2 separate regions of the Homo sapiens genome follow, and region 2 is linked to region 1. A link is a contact called in ENCODE Hi-C or POLR2A ChIA-PET data. All regions are on one chromosome and are shown on one strand. Each heading gives the region's core, a stretch centred on a gene start or an enhancer-like site at or near the end of the contact. The rest is flanking DNA. Distances are from core to core; before and after follow the strand shown.

Region 1 (7,791 bases), core at 3,506-6,005:
CATATGAATTTGGGGATTAAGTTTGTAACATGTGAAATTTGGGGGATACATTCAAAGAATAGCAATGGTGAAAAATGATTTGCAGTCTCTTCTTTCACTGAGATTATATACTAGCAGAGGACACAGAGGAAAAGTCAAATAAACAACATCATTTCAGAGAATGGACACAGAAAGCTCAGTCAATCAGAGACTAGCTCCTAACCCCATCTTTCTCATGGCAAAGGATATTCTGTCCCCTCTCTCACTGTCCTGGAATGAAATCCGTGGCCATTTCCCTTTTCTCATAGCCAAAGACACCACCAAGTTCTCCAATCCCTGACTCTGATTCCTGACATCAATCTATTGCTCCTTGTATAATCAGTCAATGAATCAAAAAAAATTTTTTTGGATATCTACTATCTCCTCAGGATGAGGCTCTGTCAGGGGAAAAGTAAGAACCCAGAGAACAAGCAATAAGCAAAGCAGCCTAATGTTGACATGCGCTTGGCAAGTATTCACAGACCACCTCACACCCAGCCAAGCACTGCAGGTGAGAGCAACACAGGAGTGAGGAAGCCGGGGTACTTACCATCAGTGAGGACCAATCTTACAGATAGGGAAAAACTATATTTCATCCAGTTGAAGACACCCATTTTCTACATTTTAAAATTCCTAAATTAGGCTTTATCTTTCAATGATTTTGGATCATTGGATGAAATACAGTAACAACAGCACAAAGCAGCATTGTGCCCTGAGAGGTGTGCAGAGCCTATAGCAATTAGAACAGTGGTCCAAGGTCAGGCTACACATTAGATGTATCTGGGAAACTCAAAAATACTTATGCCCAGACCCCATCGCAGACCAACAGAATCAGTGTGGAAGGGTGTGGCTGTACACTGGTATTTCAAAAAGCACCTCATGGGATTCTAATACGTAGGCAGAGTTGAGAACCAGGATAGCAATTTCAAATGAGAGTACACATTACCCTGAGGTTACATGAAGACTTTCCAAGGGGCACGCCTTGGAAAGTTTAGGGCACACATCAGTAAACTAGGGCCTATGGCCCAAATCTGTTCTACTGCCTGTTTTTGTACCCTCCGGGGAGCTAAGTTGGTTTTTACAGTTTCAAATGGTCAGGGGAAAAAATCAAAAGGGAAATAATATGTTTGGACAAATGAAAATTATATGAAATTTAAATGTAAGTGTCCATAAATAAAGTTTTATTAGAACACAGACACACTCCTTTGTTTACATATTGTCAATGGCTTCTACAAGGGCAGAGTTGAATAGTTGGGACAGAACTATATGGCTGGCAAAGCCTGAAGTATTTACTATCTGATACTTTCCAGAAAAAAAAAACTTGCTGGCCCTGGCTTGAAGGGAATAGATTTGAAGGGAATGGACCTCCAGAATCTCAACATCCCCATGTCCTCTTCCAGACACTTGCCTGCCAGGAAAGGTACCAGCTGTGAAGATGTCAGGTGTGGGTGGAGGCTCCCTTCCTTCCCCACACTTTTGTTTCCTACTTGTCCTTCTCCCACTTTCAAAAGAAAGGTAGGCCTCTCATCAGTCCTGGGTATTAAGTTTCTAACATGTGAAATTTGGGGGACACATTTTAGAATGTGTAAAAAAGCCCCTGGGGGCCCAGAGCAGTGGCTCACCCCTGTAATCCCAGCACTTTAGGAGGTTGAGGAGGGCAGATCACAAGGTCAGGAGTTCGAGACCAGCCTGGCCAACATGGTGAAACCCCATCTCTACTAAACATACAAAAATTAGCTGGGCGTGGTGGCATGTGCCTGTAATCCCAGCTATTCAGGAGGCTGAGGCAGGAGAATTGCTTGAACCTGGGAGGCGGAGGTTGCCACTACACTCCAGCCTGGGCGACAGAGCAAGACTCCATCTCAGAAAAAAAATAAATAAAATAAAATAAAATTTAAAAAGCCCCTGGGCACTAGACATAGCAACAGTACCAGATACCATTGTGTAATAGGACTCTGATCACAGGATAGGTATATACACATATCGATATACAGAGATAGATAGATAGATAGATAGATAGACATCTATTTTTTTGCAAGTGAGGTAGGTTCCAAATATTGCCTTACTAAAATTGAAGGAGGACCCAATCAAGTTGTCAGTTGCCAAATCAAAAATATTTGACTGGGCACAGTGGTGCAAACCTGTAATCCCAGCTACTTGGGAGGCTGAGATGAGAGGACCTCTTGAGCCCTGGAGTTTGAGTCTAGCCTGGGCCGTTTAGTGAGACCCTATTTAAAAAAAAAAAAAGGTGACAAGATGGCTATGTGATCTTTGCATATGACTGAAAACGGGTTCAAAGAATTGATGAGACAAATATAATTATTTATGTAAGCAATTTTTTAAGGCTTACATCTAAAATATTTTTAGCCTGGGGTGGTAGCTCGTGCCTGTAATCCTAGTACTTTGGGAAGCTGAGGCAGGAGGATGACTTGAGCCCAGGAATTCAAGACCAGCCTGGGTAACATAGTGAGACCCTGTCTCAATGTTTTAAAAAGAAGAAAAATGGTGGCTCACGCCTGTAATCCTAGCACTTTGGGAGGCCGAGGCGGGCGGATCATGAGGTCAGGAGATCAAGACCATCCTGGCTAACACGGTGAAACCCCGTCTCTACTAAAAATACAAAAAATTAGCCGGGCGTGGTGGCAGGTGCCTGTAGTCCCAGCTACTCGGGAGGCTGAGGCAGGAGAATGGACTGAACCCGGGAGGCGGAGCTTGCAGTGAGCCGAGATCACGCCACTGCACTCCGGCCTGGATGACAGAGCAAGACTCCATCTCAAAAAGAAAAAAAAAAAAAGAAGAAAAATAAAATATTTCTTAAATGCTGAATGTTGCTTTGTTCTATGAATAAGCAATATTTGTTCACAGATACATCAACTAATTAGGAATAAAATGAATTTCAAGTAATTCATGTTTAATTACTTATTAACATGTATTATATTTACATTATTTTTTATCAATTATGTACTAATAATGGCAATGATGAAATGAAGATCTCAGTGTCTTGCACTGGGCAGAGGCCTTTCTCATTCTCTGCCACTTGGGCCCCAGCATGGCTTCCCTAAGAGCTAGGAGCTCAGAGGGAGGGGCTGGGCAAGACAGAAGTCAGGATCTTTTTGTAACTTAATCTTGTAAGTGACATCCCATCATTTTTGTCTTCTTCTATTCATATTCTATTGTTAGAACCAAGCCTCTGGGTCCATCCCACACTCCGCGAGGAGGATTCAGAAGGTCGTGACTCCCAGGGGGTGGGATCCTAGAACACATCTTAGAAGCTGCCTACGACAACCGCTGATTTTTAAGTAACAGTTACATCCTCTACATCTATTTAGACTTAGGATGGAGAATTTTAGATGTCATCTTTAAAATGCATGAGAGGATGCAGTTTTCCAAAATTCTTTTAGAAACAGACAATTTGAAGGCCACTGAGCTTCAGGCTTCATTCAGCTGGGTCGTGTCTGCGGGCGGGGCTCATAGAGATGTCGCTGGGGGTCAGCGGGTGCTTCGGGCAGCGAAAAAACCCACCTCTCGAGGGCAGTGGAAAATACAGGGAAAAGCCACTTGAGTGTAGACTCCGTGCGTGTCAAGGCCAGGCAGAGGCGCACTTGATAGGCAAGGAAAAGCGGACGGTGGTGGTCTTGGGAGGAAGAGAGGAGAGGCGAATGGGCAGGAGCGTGTGGATGCACTAGGGCAGGACGGGCTCGAAGCAGGAACCTAGGATAGAGGCAGCGCGGGCCGGCTTGGGAGGGTCCTCCAGGGTCCGGAGAGGAGAGGACGCAGGCTGCACGCGTGCTAAGAAGGAGACTCATGAAATGTGTAATTCGCTGGCGACAGCTTCCGCGGCCGTGGAGTGAGCCTCTGGGAAGTAACGACTCTCTTAGGTGCGGCTGGGACACAGTCTCACAGACCAGGTAAGTTGCCTGCCCTCCAGGAACTCAAGTGTCCCCGAGTCCGAGCCAGGAGGCTGGAAGTGACTGCTGTCCCATCCTCCCTGGAGCCCGGAGCTGTCCTTGTCTTGAGAAAGAGAAAGCAAAGCCAAGGAAAGCAGAGCGAGCAGAACCAGGCAAAGGGGTGGGGACAATAAAATGGGATATGGCCCGCGCTTCCATCTACTCAGGAGGCAGAGGCAGGAGGATCGCTTGAGCCCGGGAGGCCGAAGCTGCAGTGAGCTGCGGTTGCACCACTGCACTCCAGCCTGGGAGACAGAGGGAGACCCTGTCTAAAAATAAAGTAAAATAAAAAACAAAAATAAAAGGGACAGAGACTAAGAAAACGGACTTCCTGAAATCCCAAGTTGGGATTTCACGTCCAGTGACCCACAAGAGAAGCAAGAAGTCTGAACAGGGCCAAGAATCAAGTGAGTGGGGGCGGAGGATTAAAATCGACAGTTGCTGCGGCACGGCCAGGGTGGAGGGTGCATGTGGGGCAGGCGAGGCTCCAGCTGGAGTTGACGCTAGCCCGACGCGGGTGCAACTGGAGGCGCGACGGGCCAGGCCCAGGAGCAGCGGGAGGAGCGCACCTGGGGCGCGCGGGCGGAGGAGGGCCGGGGAGGGACGCCGGAAGGACTGGGTAGGGACGCCCGGAGGACTGAGCGTAGGGCCGAGAGGAGGGGCGCAAGGAGGAACGGGGGGAGGGCCCTGTCTCACCCTAAACCCCTCCCCGTCCCAGACTAAACTCCTCCCCTCGGCCCGGCCCGCCCCTGGGCCCGGGCTGGAAGCCGGAAGCGAGCAAAGTGGAGCCGACTCGAACTCCACCGCGGAAAAGAAAGCCTCAGAACGTTCGTTCGCTGCGTCCCCAGCCGGGGCCGAGCCCTCCGCGACGCCAGCCGGGCCATGGGGGCCGCACGCAGCCCGCCGTCCGCTGTCCCGGGGCCCCTGCTGGGGCTGCTCCTGCTGCTCCTGGGCGTGCTGGCCCCGGGTGGCGCCTCCCTGCGACTCCTGGACCACCGGGCGCTGGTCTGCTCCCAGCCGGTGAGACTCGACGTGGGGAGCGGTAGCCGCCAGGATGCTGCGGACGCGGGGCAAGGTCGCGGAGGGCCGGACGGTCGGGACTACGCGCCCGGGCTGGGGAGGCAGGAAGTCCGCGCCGCGGGCTTAGAGGGGCTCAGAGCCTTGGGCACAGATATCGCGGCGCCTGGGGAGGACCCTCGGAGCGGTGGGAGTTGCGGTGTGGAATACGGGGGGGGTGGGTGGCACATCGCGCGGCGCGTGTTGCACAACCTGGCCCGCCGTCGTGACTGGAGGCGGGAGTGACACCTCCGCCCGGGCCGCGGAGTTCGGGGAAGGAGGGCGCGGCGCTGGGCCAGGCCGGAGGGGCGGCCAGGGCTGATAGAAAGGGGCTGTGGAGAAGGGGCCCGGGGAGGAGCCAGGACGGGTCTGGACCCAGCTCCACGCCTTGCGCCCCTCACGTACCCCGGCGGGGCACGGTCGGCCCTCGGGAGGCCCATCGCGCCCTCGGGAGCTTCCCTCAAGCCGTGCCCTTCATGCCGCCGACGGAGCCGGGCGAGCCCACGTCGTCCGTGCGGAAGGTGGAGTCCCTCACCCGCGGCCCCCAGAGGGACCCCGCTGTCGTAGAGCCACGCGGGGGCCGGAGCGCTGAGACGCGGCACCATGTTTCGGGGAGAGCTCTGCCGAGGGCGGCTGAGGGCCACCTCCCCAGAGGCGCGAAGCCCTGAGGATGGGCAGATGGTTCTTAAGACGGCGCCCTTCCCGCCACTCCCACCCCCGACTACCACCACCTGGGTCTGGGAACCCGGTGAGAGCGCAGTCGGAGGGTCGAACGTTTGTAGCTGTCAAGTCGTAGCCCCGCTGCGCCCACAGGAAGTGACCCACCCGCCTGCCGGGTAGTGGCCTTTCTGTGAGCCAGGACCATCTTAAGGAAAAAAACAAAAAAAGAGCAAAACGCCGTGCCCCTCCACAATATACTCTCCTCTTCCCCGCATCCCCGAGGGGATCTTTCCTCCCCTCCACCTCCACCTCCACCTCCACCGCTGACCCCAAGGAATAATGCTCAGTATCTGAGTCAGAGGATGTAAAACAAAGGGATATTTCTCCTTATGTAGTTTTATGGAGGATTTACCGAAAGAAGGTGGAGGGTGAGTGACTATGTCGCAGAAAAAAAAAAAAAGATGTTTTTATCGTGAATGATGTTGAGAAATGTCCTGTGACTTCCACTATTGGGCAAAGCAGGTCCCTCTGCCCTGCTAGTCCCTCCTGCAGGCTGTGTATGAAGCGTTCTGATATGGAGGGTTGGTGCGCCTGGGTTGACAGCCATTGGTCAGGTGCCTGCAGAGTACAGGGCGCCATACTGGGAACTGGAACTATAAATAAATACTCTGGGGACCCTAATATCCAGAGACCTAACCCATCTACGGGAGGAACAAGGCTTGAAGTTAGGGAACTGTCTAGCAAAGCTGCTTGCACAACTGCTAAGTGTACGGAATTCCAGGAAAAAGAAAAATTGCTTCCAGTTGGGGTGTCCTTCATGGAAAAGGCATTTGGGCAGCCCTGTGGGGGTAGCAGGAGCATTCCAGGTGGTGGAAAGGGCCTGAGCCAAGGTCCTTAAGTGGGACAGGGTACGGTGTGTGGCCGGAATGGAGGGTCTGTGTAATAGGACAGTGAGAAAAGATGCCAGAAGCGGGGATGGGACTCTGCTGTGCGTGGCGTGGGAGCCAAGCTCTGACTTTCACTGCACAGTGAAGCAACTGTAAGTCAGGAGCAGAAGCACGGCCTGGCTCCAGGGAGGGCTGAAGAGAGACACTTGCTGTTCATATTTGTCTGCAGTCTCTCGTTCTCTTCCTTCCTCTCTCTCTCTTCTGTATACACCTGCCTCACAGACAGCTCTTCTCCAGAGATAGACAGCTCTGGGCTCCATTGACTAGTTCTTTTAAAAAGAAAGAAAACACATCCTTCAAATTTCTGTCCCTCACTGGTGTTTTAGTGGATGCAATGTGGTATAGTGAGGGGAGGGAAGGCCACAGAGGTGGCCAGAGGACCTGGATTTGCAGGCAGCATCGCACTTACTGTCTCTGCAGTCGGGCTTTGAGGCTGCCTGGGCCTGGGTTCCCTCATTTCCACAAAGGCAGGACTGGGTGAGCCTTCTCAAAGTAAGTCCATGCCACCTTCCAGAATGTAAGTGTCTGTCCAAAGCCCAGTTCGATTTAGCCTTCCATAACTATCCTCAGACAGGGAGGAGGCTTCTGCACACCTGGCCTGTTCCTAGCTCAGTGCTGGAGCACAGGATGCGGGGGCTATTTGATACATATGTGTTGACTGAACAAAAGAATGCATGAATGAAGGAAAGAACGGTCAGCTCTGCTTGGAAGGTAGTGGCAAGCTGAGACCAACCATAGCAATGGTTCCAGATGCTTGGGGTTAGCACCTCAAAACCCAGATGACTGATTTCCCCACAGAAATCATTACACGAGAAACCATCAATAATTGCATTTCCCTGGGAGTTTCCTTTTGGTTAGCCGTTCTCGCTGCCTAGGCTTCATGCAGGTTTCCCATGACCGCCAGCCTGGAGGAATGCCCATAGGAAAGACAGCAGCAACTTAAGAGTTGGTCAGGGTAAATGTTAACACGTAATTTCATAGACAGGATGTGTATTTCATTACAGAGTCTTTTTTCCTGAGCGTTTGCGGTTTTGACTTGTGGTTGTAGAACAGCTGCTCAGTTTAACCCCTTTATCTTTTGCTTGCCAGAAGCCACTTTCATCATGCCACTCTTCCAGAGGCTACAAAGTTGTGTTCTTTGTGCCAGGCACTGTGCCGGTGGC
Region 2 (7,514 bases), core at 1,034-3,533, 260 kb before region 1:
CAGCCTTCCAGTGTTGGGATTACAAGCATGAGCTACCACACTGCCAGAATCCTGTCATTTCCTTGAATTGCAAAATTAAAACCTCATAAGCTACAGTTTCCACATCTGTACAATGATAACATCATTAGAATCTTCCTGGGGAGATAGCAGTGTAGAGAAAATAATACATCGGCAGCAGGAAGAAGAGTTCGTGGTACACAGTGAAGTTTGGAAAGGTGTTCCTATTGACATCATTATAATCATGACCACCATCATCATTTCTTAGAAACACAGAATTGACAGGACTCACTGATTAAGAGTATTTGACAGTGAAATATGAGAGAAGAGATTGCCTTGGTCAATTCTTGAGTATCCATCTGGTAGAGCTTGGAAAAGTGGTGGAAGCAGAATTTTTGGGAAAAACATTTAAAATAAACTTAAACACCTTACTTTTGATCTGCGTGATGTACAGAACTGGTGATGAACAGGGCAACCTTGTCACTTTAAAATATATCTGATTGCCAATTTGCAGCATCACAAGACTAGTAAACATTTACTGTGAAACATTCAGAAAATACAAATTACCAAAAGAATAGAGTTTACCTATTGCTTAGTTTTCTCCAGCAATGGAGAGATCAATAATAATAAATCTGACACCAATTCAAAATATGAAACTTTAGGGTACTCAAGTACTAAAAGGTTTTTTTTTTTTAATGTAAACAAACTCACAGGTAACAGTGTCCAAAGTAGAACATTAGAAATGAGAGATTCTTGATGTAACAACAGGTCCAGGTGATGATAATTCAAGGCTGCTGAAACAAGTGAATGAAATCTTGAAGGGATCTTAATGATGAGAACTAATTCTTGCTTGTTGGAGTGATGAGACAAATGGTCCAAAAATTAAAAAACAAAACAAAACAACAACAACAACAAAATAATTTGTTGCTTGCAAATAGGCCCTAGAAGCAATATGAAACAGTCTTCAAATGAATAGATGAGAAAAATCGCATCTGACCTAATTAATTCAATGTCACAAAAAGAGAGACAATGTGTTATTTAAAGGGATGAGACAGAAAAAACACTCTTGTAAATAAAGAGAGAAGAGTACAATGAAGTACCCATTTCCACCTACGAGGAACGGGCATGTAAGAAAATACGGGAATCATGTGCAGATGATATAATTACTTATCTAGAGGCACCATAAAAATGTTTTTCCCCAAATAATGTCCATTAGGGATAAAATTTTAAGAAAGAAAGGATGTTACTTTTAAAGACAATTGTTAAATACCTAGTAAATAGAGTAAGTGAGTAAGAAAAGCAGAAAGAAAATAAGTTGCAGCTACCAGATACCCACAAAAAGAAAGAAAAGGGAAAAAGAAGGAATGGAGGGAGAGAGCACAAATGGAAAGAAAAAGGGTGGGAAGGAGGAGGGAGAGTAGAGAGAGAAATTACAGAAGTAGGCGAGGGGTATAAAGGAAAGCATGGAAAGACAACTGCAGAGACATCAGAGTTTCTGGGCCTCAGGATAGGGGAAAAATACATCCAACATTATAAGAAATATATCCCACTCTCTCCCCAGCAATCCATACATCGAATATGATATTAATGCAGATTGCACCTTTCTGGCTGCCCCAACCACTTCCTTCTCCTTTGGACTCACAGAAGGACCTCTATAATTTATTTCTGGAAAACACTTATGAAAATATGCACATATGAAAAGGGCCACAGAGTTTAGAAATGGGTCTTCCAGAGTCTAAAATTCAAGGTAGAAAGTGAAAGTGAAGTCACTGAACAATGGAATTTAGGCATGTGTTTGTGATTAAGTGAACTTGTTTCTTGTACTCACATAGCCAGTGCATCACTGCATCTGAATAACAAAAAATATGGTAGATTTCTGCCCCTTTGAGATTTCACTTAAATACGAAGCACTTTCTCCTTCTGATGTTTAAAAACATGCTGAAATTTGTAATATATTAGTAACAACCACTGTCCCACCCAAATGCTAAGCAGCTGCTTCTCTTCTCTGAAAATCAGAATCAAGAGAGGGAGTTTCTAGGCTCAAGACTCGGGAAAAGCCACCCCTGATATCCAGAGATTTATGTTAAGATCCCCAGCTGAGACAGGCAGAGGTCAAGGTAGGCTGAAGAAGCTGATCTGAGATGGTCGAGGGCTGCTCCTACTTACCTTGCCTATTTGCCACCCTCACAGTTTTGAAACTCGTTCAAAAAGTAAATGCTTTTGTTCACCTCTTTAACAGCACCATTTCTGGTCTCGTTTTCAACACTACGTCCTTTGCTTTGCAGGTAAAATTGCTTATTTTCTTGCCTTTTTATGACTAAAGTAGGCTTGCAGTTTGGAGTCAGGTGACTGCACTAGCTGAGTCATCTTCCCTTGAAAACACCAAGGCATTCTTCCTCCCTACAGAGTCACACATCTTAGTTCCCCAAAACGCTCAGCCACAATTTGACTTCGATTGTCCTACATTTAAGGTGATATTTTTCTGATTCTCCCATTAACTCCCTCTTCTCTTCGCACCCATGGCCCATCTTTTGCTGCTGTCTAGTAGCCATTCATCCCCTCCCATCACAAAAGAAGTCTGTACTTCCTTCAGACAGAGCAACAAGAAAATTCCCCAGAAAGCAAACAATTAAACAAATTTTAATTTTGCCTTTTTTAAATGAAAATTCTGTCAAAATTGATGAACCACATCTGGTAGGAGCACCTGTTTTATTTTCACAAAGAGTTTTCTGATCTGGACATTTTTGTTACTTACTGCTAATATGGAAAATTTTGAACTAAACAAAATACACCCCCAAAACTTAAACTATGTTAAACCAAGACAAGCTTCTAACAATGACACCTCTTTCCAGTATGAGAGAACTGCCTCCTACAGTATAAGAAATATCAAAATCATTATTTTTTTATTCCACACATATTCAACACTTAAAGCCAAGGCATTAGAATTTTAATATACCACCTCTCAAGCATGAACATATAAAAATTCTTACTGTAAATGGGGCATGATTATTTTTCAAAGAGAAGAAATATTTTATTCAATTCTAAGATTAATTCACAAATTTGACTCCTGTTTTATAATGATAACTTTACGTTGCAGGACACAGAGATTATTCCTTAAGAAATATTTTTTAAATAGATATTTGGCTCTTGGAACCAAATAATAAAATTTTCTGCTTAGACATACATACAAATTTACTTTACTTAAAACACTTTCTTGTTATTATTACATTTTTAAATCTCCCACTCTTTGGGATCTCCTTATAAGTAGGTCACTTGCTTTTAAAATCTTACATAATTAACATGTCAGATATTTACAGACATACCAAATGAAAGTATTATTTATTCTATGATATGAATAAAAAATGTTTTGAATAGATACATACATGAATAACTTTTTATTCTGAAATCTAATCAGTTTTATTCATATTTGATTTTATTTTAATTTTTTAAGGTATGTTTCACATAATACAAAATTACATTATTCAAAATTATATTATTAAAACATTTCTATCATCAAACAGGAAACCCCATTATCTACTTAACAGTTCTTTCTATTCCCCAGCCCCTGACAACCATTAACCTACCTTTTGTCTATATGGCCATGTCTTTTTACCATATATGTTTTACACTGCATCAGTTTTCAATCCAACATGCCAAGCTGAGAGAGTTTTTAAAATATTTATTTTTATTTTTTTGCACCGTCCAATTACCAGGCCCTATGCTCCTCGCACCAATCTAGTAAGACTGTGTGTGTCAAGGAGAAAATTATGTTTATTTCAGGGATTGAGGATATTAATTAATTTATTTATTTATTTATTTATTTATTTATTTATTATTTTCTTAAGACAGAGTCTTGCTCTGTTGCCCAGGCTGGAGTGCAGTGGCACAATCTCAGCTCACTGCAGCTTCCGCCTCCTGGGTTCAAACGATTCTTCTGCCTCAGCCTCCCGAGACCTGGGACTACAGGCACATGGACCACACCTGGCTAATTTTTGTATTTTTAGTAGAGACAGGGTGTCACCATGGTGGTCAGGCTGGTCTCGAACTCATGACCTCATGATCCGCCTGTCCCGGCCTCCCAAAGCGCTGGGATTGCAGGCATGAGCCACCATGCCTGGCCCTCCTTATTAATTTAAAAGATTCTGCAGGCATGAAACTTTTGCAGAATAAACTGTGTAAGTAATCATTCTATATTTTATTTTTACCAGATACATTTCTGAGACTGGAAAGTAAACAGTCTTGGCCAAATTTTTATGTTTGTTGCTAGGTGACCAAAGTCCTCTTGTGATGCCATTGCTACTCAGGTTGGAAACCACTGTGGTGATCTCAATTACTTTACCTGAGTAGACTACTGAAGCAGCATTTGAAGCTGCAGTCTTGAAACACATGCAGGCTGGAAAAGTCGCTAAAGAATTACTTATTTGAGATGGCACATGTTTCTGCAGAAACTCAAGATGTTTCTCCTAAAGATGAATCAACTGGTTCAAAAGCCTCCTCTGGGTCTCCATTGTGTGAACACATAATCCCTGGGGATTCAGACTTAAGGTCAATGACTGAATCAATGATTTTCAGGTTTTGCCACAAGGATCCTTGATAAAAAGGCCACATTATACTTTATGTCTCTGAGCCAGATAAAGATAATGATTTTCCTTCTCTGACCTTTCCCAGTAAACTTTGGAAAATAGCTGAAAGTGACCAATTCAAGTCTAATTCATAGGATAAGAATGAAACTTGCATAGTGACTAATGAAGAACTCTTCAAGAAAGAAAATTTGGAAATAAAGGCTCCTTACAGAATATTTCAAACTGACAGTATGAAAATCTTAATTTGACAGCTCAACCTTTATGGATTTAGTAAAATTCAACAGAATTTTCACAGATCTGCTTTTCTAGCCAACTTTCTGGCAGAAGAAAAAGAAATTTCTGTTTTAAGCAAGGTATTCAAAATATTTCAGTTACCACTTTGAGTATATATGTAATTTCATTTTATATATCAGTAACTATGTTAATACATGCAGTAAGATCAGATTTTAAAAATTATATCAAATATTAAGGTAAAAATTACTTAATTTTTTTGAAATTATTGAGTGCAGGTTGAGCATTAAACTTTCAGGTTTTAAGAAATGTTGCTAACAACATTCAGTCTTACCAGTGAACTCCAAATAAAGATACCAAAGCCACTTAGTGAAATGTTACTATTAAATGTATAACATGTTTTCACCAGAGGGCTTCAAAACTTGAGTGTTTTTTTTTCTCAACAAGCATGTTCTTAAAAATAGTAAACAATGTTCATTCATTATTTGATGATATTAACTTTGTGTGATAAAACAGAAATCTGAGATTGTATGGGTTATGTTTGTTATTGTTACTTGCCTCTTGGTTTAAAATGGCACTGAATTACCTTCTCCTTGGTTTTAGTTAAAGTTGTATTATCATCCGAATTTCAAACGTGGCTGTCCCCAACTTTTAATAAGAACGAAAAGAAGAATTAAGATTAAAAACACTTCTCTTGTATCTACTTCACTGAATATTTCAAGAAACACTTTAGAGCAGGGGCTAACACAGATAAACATAATTCTGTCTTAGCTGCTGAAACTAGTGAAGAAAGTTCATTTTCAACATCTACAAATTTAAATATGACTCTAACAAGGAAATCTTCTGTCAGCCAGGGCATTGCTGGTTCACCTGACCCAATTAGAAGTGGTTTCCCTCCTCTTCCATTTCAACCTCAGTTGGACAATCAGAACAAATTACAACAAATCAACATGCTATTTTAAATCAATTGACAAATATTCATATGCACTCTCATAGCACCGACATGTAAGCAAATGGCCACGTTGTGAATTTTGTTACAACCACAGCTTCTCAATACTACATCATATCTCCCTCCTTTGGGGCTGATAGTGAAACCACCTACTTTTTCCCACCAGATATCCTGAGGTATTAGCCAATGAGGCTCCTCATTCTAACCTGCTACCAGCAGGCAACCTGTGGTTGTAAATGACTGCGACAGCTGATACATCAGTTGCCTTTCGTTACAGGCCAGCTCTTCAACCATCTTTACTGGAAAAATATCACCCTAGTTACAACTGATCTTCCACCAAAAGAGTACCAGATTATGCATGACAACAGAGACTGAAATTTATGTTGACAAGAACATTAAAAATTCCTGCAATAATCTTACTGAACAATAAAATTACATGTTGACCTTTATGGTTGCTTTTCCTTTATTTCTAAAAATACAGTTAGGAGTAAAATGGGGCTTTGTTTTAGTGGCAGGCTACTGTACCGCATTTAAAAAAAAATATGTGCTTTTTTATCATTTGATGGGAAATTTGACATGGCCCTTTGTAAGCTAGTTTATTTAATTATCTAAAGAGGAAGAAATAATAGAGTGTTTTAGTCCATTTGCTGCTGCGACAACACAATACCACTGACTGGGTAATTTGTAAGGTGACTTATTTTGCTCATTATTCTGAAGGCTGGAAAGTCCAAGGGGCTGCATCTGGTGAGATCTTCTTTCTATGTTGCAACATGGCAGGAGGCCATCCTACGGTAAAGGACATGTGATAAACAGAAAATCAGGGCCAAACTCATCCTTGGTTCCAAAGCCCACTCACACAATAACTAGCCTGTTCGCCAGATAATGCTATCAATCCCGCCATGAGGGTGCACACTCACGATTTTATGGTTTCTAAGTCCACAGTCAACGTTGGCTAATTCACATACATATGTTTATATATCAAAACCATGGCAGCAGGCAAGGGAAAAAGAAGGAATTGGAGTTAGAAAAGAGTAATAACTGACTTCTCAAGTAGTCTGGCATAAATCAAATGAGGGCCTAAATTACAATGGCACAAAAAGAATAGATATGCACACACACACGCACACACAGAAAATCTAGAGAAACATTAACACACACTATATACTTCAGTATTTTCTCACTTTTTCTCAGTTATTTTAAACTTGGATTTTAGTTGGCAAAGATTTTCTTCATTACAATTCATACCTAGCGAGCTCAGTAACCATGATCACAATTATTTGTGTCCTCACTTGCGCAATAAACTTCACATATTTTACTCATGGATTGTATCACTGTAGGCACATGGTAGAATTTTATAGCTGGCATTATCAATAGACCTTTTTGATCTTCCATCAAAGCTTGTGGCTTTAATTACTTCCTGTAAGAGTCCACCTTTCATGTTTTCTAATGCACATTTTCCTTCTTTTCTTTTGAGACAGAGTCTTGCTGTGTTGCCCAGGTTGGAGTGCAGTGGCATAATCTCAGCTCACTGCATCCTCAACCTCTGAGTTCAAGCAATTCTGTGCCTTAACCTCCTGAGTAGGTAGGATTAGATGTGCACCCACACCGTGCAAAATTTTGTATGTTTAGTAGAGATGGGGTTTCACCATGTTAGCCAGGCTGGTCTTGAACTCCTCACCTCAGGTGACCCACCCACCTCAGCCTCCAAAAGTGCTGGGATTACAGGCTTGAGCCATGACACCCGGCCTCTAAAT

The links. A loop is a pair of places that touch in the nucleus more often than their neighbours do. ChIA-PET counts read pairs that join two places held with the same protein, here RNA polymerase II (POLR2A). Pooled maps may share reads with other maps.
Region 2: a loop to region 1 is called in a map with no recorded cell type, with 8 times the contacts of the local background. The contact joins the promoter of XKR3 here to the promoter of IL17RA in region 1. A Hi-C loop is called at or near these places in 1 of 37 single-sample maps with no recorded cell type and 1 of 50 pooled maps. POLR2A ChIA-PET finds 5 or more read pairs at or near these places in 1 of 52 experiments (activated T-cell).

What each region holds. Positions count from the first base shown.
Region 1 is chr22:17,080,245-17,088,035 of GRCh38, forward strand. IL17RA (interleukin 17 receptor A) reads left to right here and starts at 4,756. Exons shown (of 13, transcript NM_014339.7): 1 at 4,756-4,985. The coding sequence starts at 4,848. RefSeq lists an enhancer at 3,816-3,985 and silencers at 4,539-4,758, 4,779-4,898, 5,149-5,248, 5,289-5,538.
Region 2 is chr22:16,823,128-16,830,641 of GRCh38, forward strand. XKR3 (XK related 3) reads right to left here and starts at 2,284. Exons shown (of 4, transcript NM_001386955.1): 1 at 2,164-2,284. It also overlaps the pseudogene HSFY1P1.